2 separate regions of the Mus musculus genome follow, and region 2 is linked to region 1. Evidence: chromatin loops called from intact Hi-C (ENCODE). Cell type or tissue: gastrocnemius. All regions are shown on one strand.

Region 1 (5,000 bases):
ATGAGTGTATCTTTTATTTTATGTAATTTGCAATCTGTTCAATTATTTAGTTGCTGTAATCTAGTAGGCAGTAAATGTTTGTTAGCTTTTTTTGTTTTGTTTGGTTCTGAATGACATAACAGGCTACTTCCAATGCAAACATATACTATAATTTAAAATCTGTCACAATTTCGAGGGCCCTGTGTACACTGGGTGTATTAAGCACTCTTGTGCTCCCTCTACTGCCTCAGAGAACACATTCATAGCCAAGACCCCAGCACACTCAGTCCTAGGGGGTTCCATAATTGGTGAAAAAGGGCTCTTCAAGGATGGAGGACTATTTCGTTCATGTGTATATATGGTCACCCCTCAATATGAGGGCTAGTTTTTGGGTCCCCCTGAGACACCCACATCTTAGACTGTACAAGTGTAGTGTTTGGATATGGAGTACTCACATCCTGTTACATGCTTTACATTATAAGTAATTTAAGTTAACAGTATAACTCTAAGTTATCAGTAATCTCGAGGTTATTCATAACACCTAGTGCAACGGAAATATCCATCATTCTGTATTGTGCATAGAATAATGACGAGTGAAATGTCTACAGGTATTCAGTACAGATGAATACACACACACACATATGTATATGTGTGTATATATATATATATATATATATATATATATATATATGTGTGTGTGTGTGTGTGTGTGTGTGTGTGTGTGTGTGTGTGTGTGTGTATTACCAGAAGCTGATTAAATTTGAGAATACAGAGGTCCAAGTGCAATGTGAATTTTTTCCCATTGGTAAATTTAATTAGTATGAAGGTAATTCACTGGAGAATTAGATTCTGTATGTGGGGCCAAGTGTGCTGAGGTAGCGCCCCAAAGAACAGACCAGTGTTCTTCATGCTGGGTTGAGCCAGTCCCCAGCAGTTGGTTCAAAGGCAGACCCCACCTGCCTAGTGTGGGGTAGGATCCTTGACTCAGAAAAGCTAAAATCCCCTGAATGGTGGTGCTGCAGCAGCTGTGGCTGCATTAACTATCATGCTTGCAAATGCAGAAGTGTGACAGAAGAGTCTTGTGACCTAAGAAATAGTTGCTAGACCATTTTGACCTTTCAAGAGTAGACAAGACAAAAATCAGCAAAACAGAAAGAAGGTGGGGGGTGGGGGAGACACGTCTTGAGACTTGTTGTAAGACAGGGAGGTCCCGAGCGTGGACCTCAGCACTGCTTACAGCTGAGCATCCCATGGGTCTGTAACCTCAACTTGGAGTGGGAAGAGACAGGAGGCAAAGACTAGGTGTGCTGATTTCCAGCCTAGTCTAGAAAATATGACCCTTTAAGTTTAGGTAGAGACCTTGTCTCAAAGGAATAATCAGAAAGTGATAAGAGGACCCTCCTCTCTCTCTCTCTCTCTCTCTCTCTCTCTCTCTCTCTCTCTCTCTCACACACACACACACACACACACACACACACACACACACACAGGTTAGTACCTTATTTTTAAATATATTTAATATATATTAAACATCTTAAGTATTAATATATTTAAGATATATGTATCTTTAATATATATCTTTAAAAAATAAATAGAAGGTACTAACATTTCTTTTTACATTAAATAATACATAACACACATCAGGAGCAAGGTTCAGCAGGGCCTCCTTCCTCAATTTTGCTTCACTACAGAGCTCGACCGAGTCTTATACAAACATAATATCAGATTTGGGGGTAGGGGCCAGTGCTATATAGCTGCCACCTTGAAAACCTTGTTCTTTTTCCATGGAGGTTTTATTTCCATGAGAACTTTTGCTTTTAGAGAGCCTCTCCTGTTCCTTCTCAGATGGTGCGTTTGACATTTTGTCTTCAGGAAATGAAACATCTCAGTACTCAAGTAAGGAAACTGCTCTATGAGTATTATGTTTGTGTTGGAACTTGCAGGAAGCAATAGCTGTAGGTGTGTGTGTGTGTGTGTGTATGTGTGTGAGAGAGAGAGAGAGAGAGAGAGAGAGAGAGAGAGAGTGTTTATGGCTTTAATCTTAATGGTTAGGAAAGTAAACAACACATTTCTTATTAATTATTTTTACTGTATGGATAATGTACATATTTAGCTTTCTTCAGGGAACATTTAAATTAATCGACTACGTCTAATATGAATTATGTGTTTTAATATGTTTAAGGTTGTTAAAATAATGCAAATTAACTGCTTGCACCAACGTAATAATTACAATATTAGGAGGTTTTTTCCCCTTGAAAATTCTCTAAATATAAGATGTCTAAAAATAGAGTGGAGGTGGATTGGACAGTTTACAGATTATGAGCTGGAATAAAAACATCTCAGTTATGCCAAAAACATGGCAACCAATATTTTCTGTTATAAAAATATTTTAGATTAAATTTGTTTTTTTTTTTATATGAAAGCTGTCTGCAAGTGAAGCGAATAACAGAAGCTTTGTCGGTTTCACAGGCCAGCCGGAACAATACCTGTAGCACAAAGCAGACGCCTTTCCCACAGGCAGCCAGCGAGCGTCTGCTCCATTTCAAAGACAGCTTTACCAAGAGGGAGCGAAAAGACACCAGTCAGTTAAGCTCTGAACTGTTAACCTTCACCTGGATAAAGCTCAGGAGGGAAAACAAAACTAGACAGAGCCCCGACAGGAAACTCAACGTTAACCGTCCACTAGAGGCTGTAATGAGACCAACAATGTCACTTTAGCATATGAAGTCTAATAATCGCGGATCCTCAAGTGAACAACACAGTTTATAGGGAGTGGGGGCGGGGGGGGGCGGTGAGAGGGAACAGTTGTAGTTCTATTTAAGCAACCGTGGATGTGTGCACGGTATTTCAAAACCTGAGAATAGATAATGTGTCCTACACCACAAACACACACACACACACACACACACACACACACACACACACACACACCACTGCATCTCTTTTATTTTATTTTATTATTATTTTTTTAATTTAACTTCTGAAGTGCCGGCTCCACAATACAGTAGTTTAAACGCGCACACGTTTCTCTTGGTGATTCTGTACGCTGCTTCAGACAGTGACTAATTGTTGGGTCATACGTAAACGGAGCCAAAAGGTCTCTCAAATCCGGCTTAGAGTCAATAAATAGTAGTGGCTTCCAGCGAGACCAAGGGATCGAGTTTCCAGACTCTCAGTTCTAAGCACCTGAAAGAGGTCAGATGCTGGCCTGACACCTACTGGTCTTCAAGAATTTTCTGCTGCAAAGAGAACGCGGCACTGAGCGACCCTCGTGGGGATGTGATGGCTCTTCTTTCGGGTGCCACACCTGTTGGCAAGGTGAACGCCTCCAGAGAAGAGTTCTTCCCTCGAGCTTACGCTTGGCTGAGGTGTAGCCGGAGGGGGCCGGGTGGGGAGTCCACGTCTGCGTTTAGCCACCGGGACAAGGTGGGTGGGGGAGCGTTCCTTCGCTTGGTTTCCCCGAGAACCACCATCGACTGACTGCTCAGTGCACAGGTTACCTCGCTTGCGATGAAATGAATGATCCACAGTTAGCCCTGAGGAGTGAGTGAGGTCGGTTACCAGGGCTAGCTAGAGCTGAGGCGTTCCATGCCCACAGCAGATTTCGAGACCAGCAGAATTTGAAAGGAGGACCGGGAGGTCGCCAGCTTGTCCAGGCAGGAAAGGTGAGGGTGCCAGTGCAAGCTGGGGAAGCCTGAGAACTTTCCCGAGTTGCAAGCCAAGGCAGCAGGCGCGGGCCTTGCCTCGGATGACGCAGGGCTGGCGGGTTGGAGGGTTAACAGTAAGGATACAATGAGTCCTCTTTAGATGCTCACCCGGGGGGCACCAAGGGCACTTCGTAATTAGAAATCAGCCGACTTCCCCGCCCCCTTGGGTATTTTACCAAGTAGGAGCCAAATCCTGACACCCGTCGCTGCGAGTCTCCCAGGTTGCCTGAGTTGCACCCTGCACTCACCCTGTCCCCCTCCAACTAGGTTGCAGGGAGCCGGGGAGGCGCGCGAGCACCGATCGGTCACCACTCCAATGACCTCATCGCCCCAACTTCCCCGCCCCTTTCTCAAACCTGGAAGGCACAGTCCCCTCCGGTCGGTGTCGGGGATCCGGAGCCACAGTTGCGGAGAGACAACCCGGCCTCCCCTGGAGCGAGCGCCGCTCCAGCCCGGGTGCATAGAAGGGTTAAGGGCGCGGGCCGGCAGCCGCGCCGTGCGCTCGCCGTGCTCTGTGCGGCTCGCCGGGCCGCCTGCCAGAGGGTGCCTCCCCCCCCCCTCCCCCCCCATGAAGTCGGATCCTTGAGCTGCGGCGGCGGCAGCCAACTGCTCCATATTTGGCTTCTATTACACATTTACATACTGGAGCGAGCGAGCGAGCGCGAGAGAGAGCGCGAGGGAGGGAGGGCGGGCGGAGGGAGGAGGGAGGGGAGGGGGGAGGAGGAGGAGGAGGAGGAGAGAGCAGAGTATACCGCAGACATCATTTCTACTACAGTGGAGGAGCCGTACAGGACCTGTTTCACTGCAGGGGGATCCAAAACAAGCCCTGTGGAGCCGCAGCTAGAGCTACAGCAGCCGCAGGACACTGTGTCTCTCCCTCTGTTACCCCTTCCCCACGCAACCCCAGATCCATTTACACTTTACAGTAAGTGGCTATTTTTTTTCCTCCTCTGATTCTTTCTCTCCCCCTCCCCCTTCCACCCCGATTTAGATTAAAATCACCCCCTCCCGCACCCCAATCTGCTCTCTCCGGAGAGGGGCCAAAGAACATCCAGCATACACCCCCCCTCCCCCAGTCTCAATGGGCTGCACGGAAAACAGCTGGAAGAGGAGCGAAGGAAACCGACGCGTCGTGGTGTGTGTGTGTGTGTGTGTGTGTGTGTGTGTGCAGGCGCGCGCGCGAGTGTATGTGTGACTGTGTGTACATACACTAGTGCCCGGCTCCAGCCTCCCGGCTCGGGACCCCCTCTGGGAGCAGGAGCGGCTAGCAAGGGCAGCAGATAGGGGCTGGGTGGGCGGCCGCCAGGAGAGGGG
Region 2 (5,000 bases), 270 kb after region 1:
TGGTCTGGAAGCAATTGTTCCTGTGGGCCTGCCAGAAAGAAGGGGAGAATAAGAAATCCAGATGTAGAGCATTCTCTACTAGGCTGTGAGCAGGTCTTTGCCTTAAAACCCCAGCCAGCTGTATCCAGTCCTTTTCTCAGGAAGATCCTCCTTGGACCACCTTTGTGTATGTGAGTGTTAGAGTCACTGGCGAGACAATGTGGCAGCGAGGCAAGTGGAGACTTTCATAGCTCTGCAGACACTGGCACAAGAAACACCGTGGATCTGCAATTGAAGACAGCCCTTTGCTTGCGACCCAGATCACTATGCCCCTTCCTGGCTCTGTAGTGTGCCTTGTGTCCTTTCCAGTTTTAGCTTCCTGTCCTGTCCTTCCTTCCTTCCTACCTTTATGTTCTTAAATTTCTCCTGGAGATTCCAAGAATCTCCAATTCTGATCTTCTTCCCTCCTGCACCACAGCAGCATGGGGGTTGTGTCAATGTTTGAGTGCCCCAGGGAGAGCCTGATGCTTGGTCCTCAGCCAAAGCTAGGTTTTACCCTCTGGCTCAGAGAGCTCAGTGGCAGGCTGTGACCAATAATAACACCTTCTGTTGACATAGTGTCTGTCTTCTGGGGAACTTCGAGTGCTTCTCAAGAGCTCTTATTGATCTTCCCAGTCTCACTGGGAGGTATGAAAATGGCCAGAGATTGTAGTCTTCGCTTCCTTTTCCTGAGTTAAGTCAAGAGACTTATTTGGGGATCTTGTTTGTTTTTCCAGTGCTGGGGATTAGGCCCAGGAACTCAGGTGCTCCGAAAGTGCTATACATCTGAACTATACCTCTAACATTTTTCTCTCCTCTCTCTCTGACTCCCCTCCTCCCTCTCCTTGCTGGTTTTGGTATTTTTTGAGACAGGGTCTGACTTAGCTCTCCTGCTTCTACATCCCTAATACTAGGATTACAGGTGAACACCAGACTCTAACAAATAGTGAGTGGCTTCTTTTGAGCAAGTTTGTATATCACCTGGGATTAGGTTTGAAGTTTCCTAGAATTGGCTTCAACTTCATGGGAGAGGGAAAAAATGTAGGAAGAAAAAAAAGGTTGGTTATGTCAGATAGTCAATTAAACAAACAAACAAAAATATAGCACACAAATTAACTAACTAACTAACTAACTGAAACAGGTCCTGGTAAATGGTCTTTGCCGAAATATGACATTGGTTGACCAGATGTCCGGATTGTTGAATGATGTGATTGGATGGATGCATTTACCATATCCTTTTTTTCTGGGTTGTTCTCATGCCAGGTATTTCTAACCTCTCTGCGAAAGAAAGAAAGACACCACCAGAACCTGGGCATCCCAGCTGCTGAGGGAAGTTTCCATGGTGAAGTCTCAGGGAGGCTTCCTGGGAGCAGAGCATAGTGAATGCTGTAAGTGAACAACTGTCTGTGGACTTGCCTTGTAAAGATGGGTGAGCCCAGTGGGAGGGGCTGCTAGTGTGAGCCCTGGGTGTTGCCCAATGTGAGGGGCTATCAGTGTGAGCCCTGGATGATCACTCGTTTGTTTTGTTTTGTTTCGTTTCGTTTTGTTTTGTTTTTATTAACTACACACTTGCCTTTCCCCTAGCTGCTGTGGAGCAGAGCTGATGGTCTGCTTGTACACCAAAAGTGAATTACAGGGTTCTATGCTCTTGCAATTGGCATAGTCGGTGGTATCAAATGTATAGGGCAATATTGGCCACATTCCTCTAGCATGATGAATGAGATGAGGATTAAAGGCCTGGATTTCCATGCGTAACTAATATTATTATATGTCTTGGGTTTCTTTCACTTAACCAGAATGTTTGTTGTTGGTTTCTTATTTTTTTTTTCTTTTGCTACTGTTGCTGTTGTTGATTTGGTTTCGGGTTTTTGTTGTTGTTGCTTGGTTGATTAATTTGGTTTTTGTTTCTGTTGTTTTGGTTTTGGGTTTTGTTTGTTTGCTTGTTTTTAACCTTTAAAATGTCAGGCCTGTATGGAAGAATGGTTATTTAGGGTTTTTCTCTGTTTTAGAATTGGCTAATTTACTGGCTTTTATCAGGGTGATTGTCTGCGATGTTGGGATTAGTAAACCGTGCTTCATGTCAGCTGAAGACACTTGACAAGTTTCAGGGTCTGGTAGTTGATAAAGTGGCCCACTCTGAGCTTCGAGGAGCTTATTTGCTGTGAAATTTGAAATGGGTTTGCCTAGATCTGCTGTTTGAATGTGACTGTCACACACACACACACACACACACACACACACACACACACACACACCACACACACCCCATACACACACCACAAAATCTAGGAGAGTGTTGACCAGGAAAGAATATAACCACAGGAAAGTCCTGGATAGCCAGTTGATACTGCTGGGGGAAAAAAGTAATAATATCTTCGCCTTTCAGAACATAAAGAGCCAACTTCAATTAGAATCTGGGTGTGTGGTATACATGTAACTGGACATTTTATAACATATATATTATAAATGTTGAACTTTCTAGGTCTTTTTTAAAAATCATACTTACTGCCTGTCTGTGTTGGGGGAGAGGTTGAATGTCGGGGTCAGAGAATAGCTTGTTATTAGGTTCTTATTCACTGAAGTTTAAGTGGTCAGGCTTGGTAGCCTGTGCCCTTCCTTACCCACTGAATTTCTTGGTGACTCAATCACAGTTACTTTTCAGTCTTTTATCACTTACTCTTTATGATTGCCTAAAAGATTTCATAAAATTGAGATAGATACATCAAATATCCGAGAGAAAAAGGGTATTAATGTCAAAAGAATTCTCAAAACCATCTTGTGATATATATTAAAATATTTATCCCTATTTCGTAGTGGTTTAATAGTGTTGCCAAAATTAACTCGTTCAGTTTAAAACTTCCTGGAACCGGAGAGACGGCTCAGAGGTTGAGGGCACATGCTACTCTTCCAGAGGCCCAGAGTTCAGTTCCCAGCACCCACATCAGAGTAACACACTACTCTATGTGACTACAGCCCAAGGAGATTCAGTGCCCTCTACTGGCCTCCATGAGCAACTGCAGCTATGGAACACACTTGAATTTAAATGCAATACTTTGCTGCCCCTCATTGTAGCTGATGGAAGGCGCTGCTGTTTTAGCATGTTTTCACTGGTGGGTGTGCTCCCGTGGATTCTATAAGTTTGTGACTTGCCCTGGAACCCATGGCCATGTCCTTTATTCTTAGTCATACTGTTAAGGTCAAATATATCGATGACCCCAGGCAGTTCACCACCCCCATCACCACCAAAGAAAGTGTTATTTTATAAATCTGTGGGTTGCTGTACGCCTCCTAATCAATAAGCAACGGACATGTTGGTTTAGGGCTGCAGCATGGGGGGAGAATTGTATACGTTATTTTCTCATAAAAGTTTTCGTCACGCTCACGGACAACTCTGGGGCCCTGTTGGGTTTAAGTTTTAGGATGTTTCACCGCAAACACTGCTGGGCAGGTCACTTGCTGGCATCATGATGTTTTCTAAGTTGCTGTTTTCCTGGGAAGCATGAGTCTTACAGAAAGTCACTCTCAGACCTAACTTCCGTTTAAATGAGAGGAGTTACTTTGGTCCAGGCCAGCTTTGTGACTGTTATGGTGGGTTTGCCTTTTACACTGTTGCAATTAAGGGCTTATATCAGACCTCAGATATAAAAGTTCTCTAAGGTCCTGAAGAGTAAAATTGGAGATACCACACGGTCAACTCTAAGGCACTTGAAGAATCTCTCTGTAAACAGAGTGAGCAGAGAAGAAGAAAATGTGAAACTCCAGTGACCTCCTCAGGCATGCTTCGAGGACTTTCTTTTCACTGCTTGAATTGCTTGAACCTTGCCCCACCCTTCTAACCCTCCGTTTCTATTTTCAGCTTGGTCCTCATGCCCTGAGAGCCTTGAGGCCGGTGCCTCAGAAGGGTGTGACAAACAGGGATCGCCAAGGAATGTGTATTTGCACGCAGACGGGTATGAGTGTGGGTGTTGTCAGGTGTGAGCAGTGATCACAGCATCTTCGGCCAAGCGGTCCAGCCTCATCAGCTCCTGCCGACAACGCCTCAGCCTGATTACTCAGGCCTGTCTCATTAGCAGCCGCTCCCTTCTGTCACACTCTTCCTAACAGTTGGCCTTTACCCACAGAGGTGTGTGTGTCTCCACCTGGCTCTCAGAGAGCTGAGAGGCTTCAAGCCTTGCACAGGAAGGGGAAGGCACTGAAAGCTGAAGGAGGAGGAGTCAGGAGACCTGAATTTTGTAGTCGATGTGGCAAGTGGCCATGTGACCTGGGTCTCAGCACACACACACACACACACACACACACACACACACACACACACGGTGACACATTTCAAGATGGACAACAAGAGAAATGGAAGTGAATGACCTCTGCAGTTGTAGCTTTTGTGTCGAGTGTCACGGAGACATTGCTCTGCCGTGGAGCAGATCAGCTCCTCCTTTTTCCTCATTAACTCCTTTAAAAACCAATGGTTTGCTACAACCTAGGTTTCCGGTGCTTTTGGCTTAATGCGCTGAGTGTAGCCTTCTGATGTAAAGATGGCTTAGCACAGCACTTCTCAACCTGTGGGTCCTGGCCCCCTTGGGGGGGGGTCAACCAACCCTTTCACGGGAGTCGCCTAAGACCATCAGAAAGCACAGATATTTACATTATGATTCATGACAGTAGCAAAATTACAGTTGTGAAGTATCAGTGAAAATAATGTTATGACTGGAGGTCACCACAACCTGAGGAACCACCTTAGTAAAGTTGAGAGCCACTGGCTTAGCAGCTAAAGGGGCTCACAACAATTCTAACGATATATATTCAGGCCCTCAGCCCCCACGTGATCGAAGGAGAGACCCAACTCCTTCAAATTGTCCTCTGATCTCCCTATACGTTGACATGGTGTGTGTATGCCCAGATATATTTGTCGACACGCAAACGTGAGTAAATCTAACAACCTTTAAGATGTCCTTATTTTTAATTGTACATATGTGTGCATACAT

Evidence for each region. Peaks named below come from ENCODE experiments on the same cell type or tissue, not always from the same donor. Only the 100,000 strongest peaks of a DNase experiment are listed, where the experiment ranks them.
Region 2: a loop joins it to region 1, with 2.3 times the contacts of the local background. A loop is called at or near these places in 12 of 42 quality-filtered maps.

The regions. Positions count from the first base shown.
Region 1 is chr13:45,964,426-45,969,425 of GRCm38, reverse strand. Atxn1 (ataxin 1) reads left to right here and starts at 4,435. Exons shown (of 8, transcript NM_009124.6): 1 at 4,435-4,611. It overlaps 5033430I15Rik (RIKEN cDNA 5033430I15 gene), which reads right to left and starts at 4,202. Exons shown (of 2, transcript NR_167678.1): 1 at 4,043-4,202; 2 at 2,918-3,515. In gastrocnemius, CTCF peaks have their summits at 2,651 and 3,223 (motif pointing left); DNase peaks (open chromatin) are centred at 3,322, 4,086, 4,252, 4,958 and 1 more place; H3K4me3 peaks cover 2,698 bases; H3K27ac peaks cover 2,691 bases.
Region 2 is chr13:45,694,227-45,699,226 of GRCm38, reverse strand. It overlaps Atxn1 (ataxin 1), which reads left to right. Exons shown (of 8, transcript NM_009124.6): 6 at 1,282-1,406. Among named protein-coding and RNA genes, the nearest start is that of Gm34582, 170 kb to the right of the region's middle. In gastrocnemius, a CTCF peak has its summit at 3,024 (motif pointing left); no DNase peak of the experiment used is centred here; H3K27ac peaks cover 966 bases.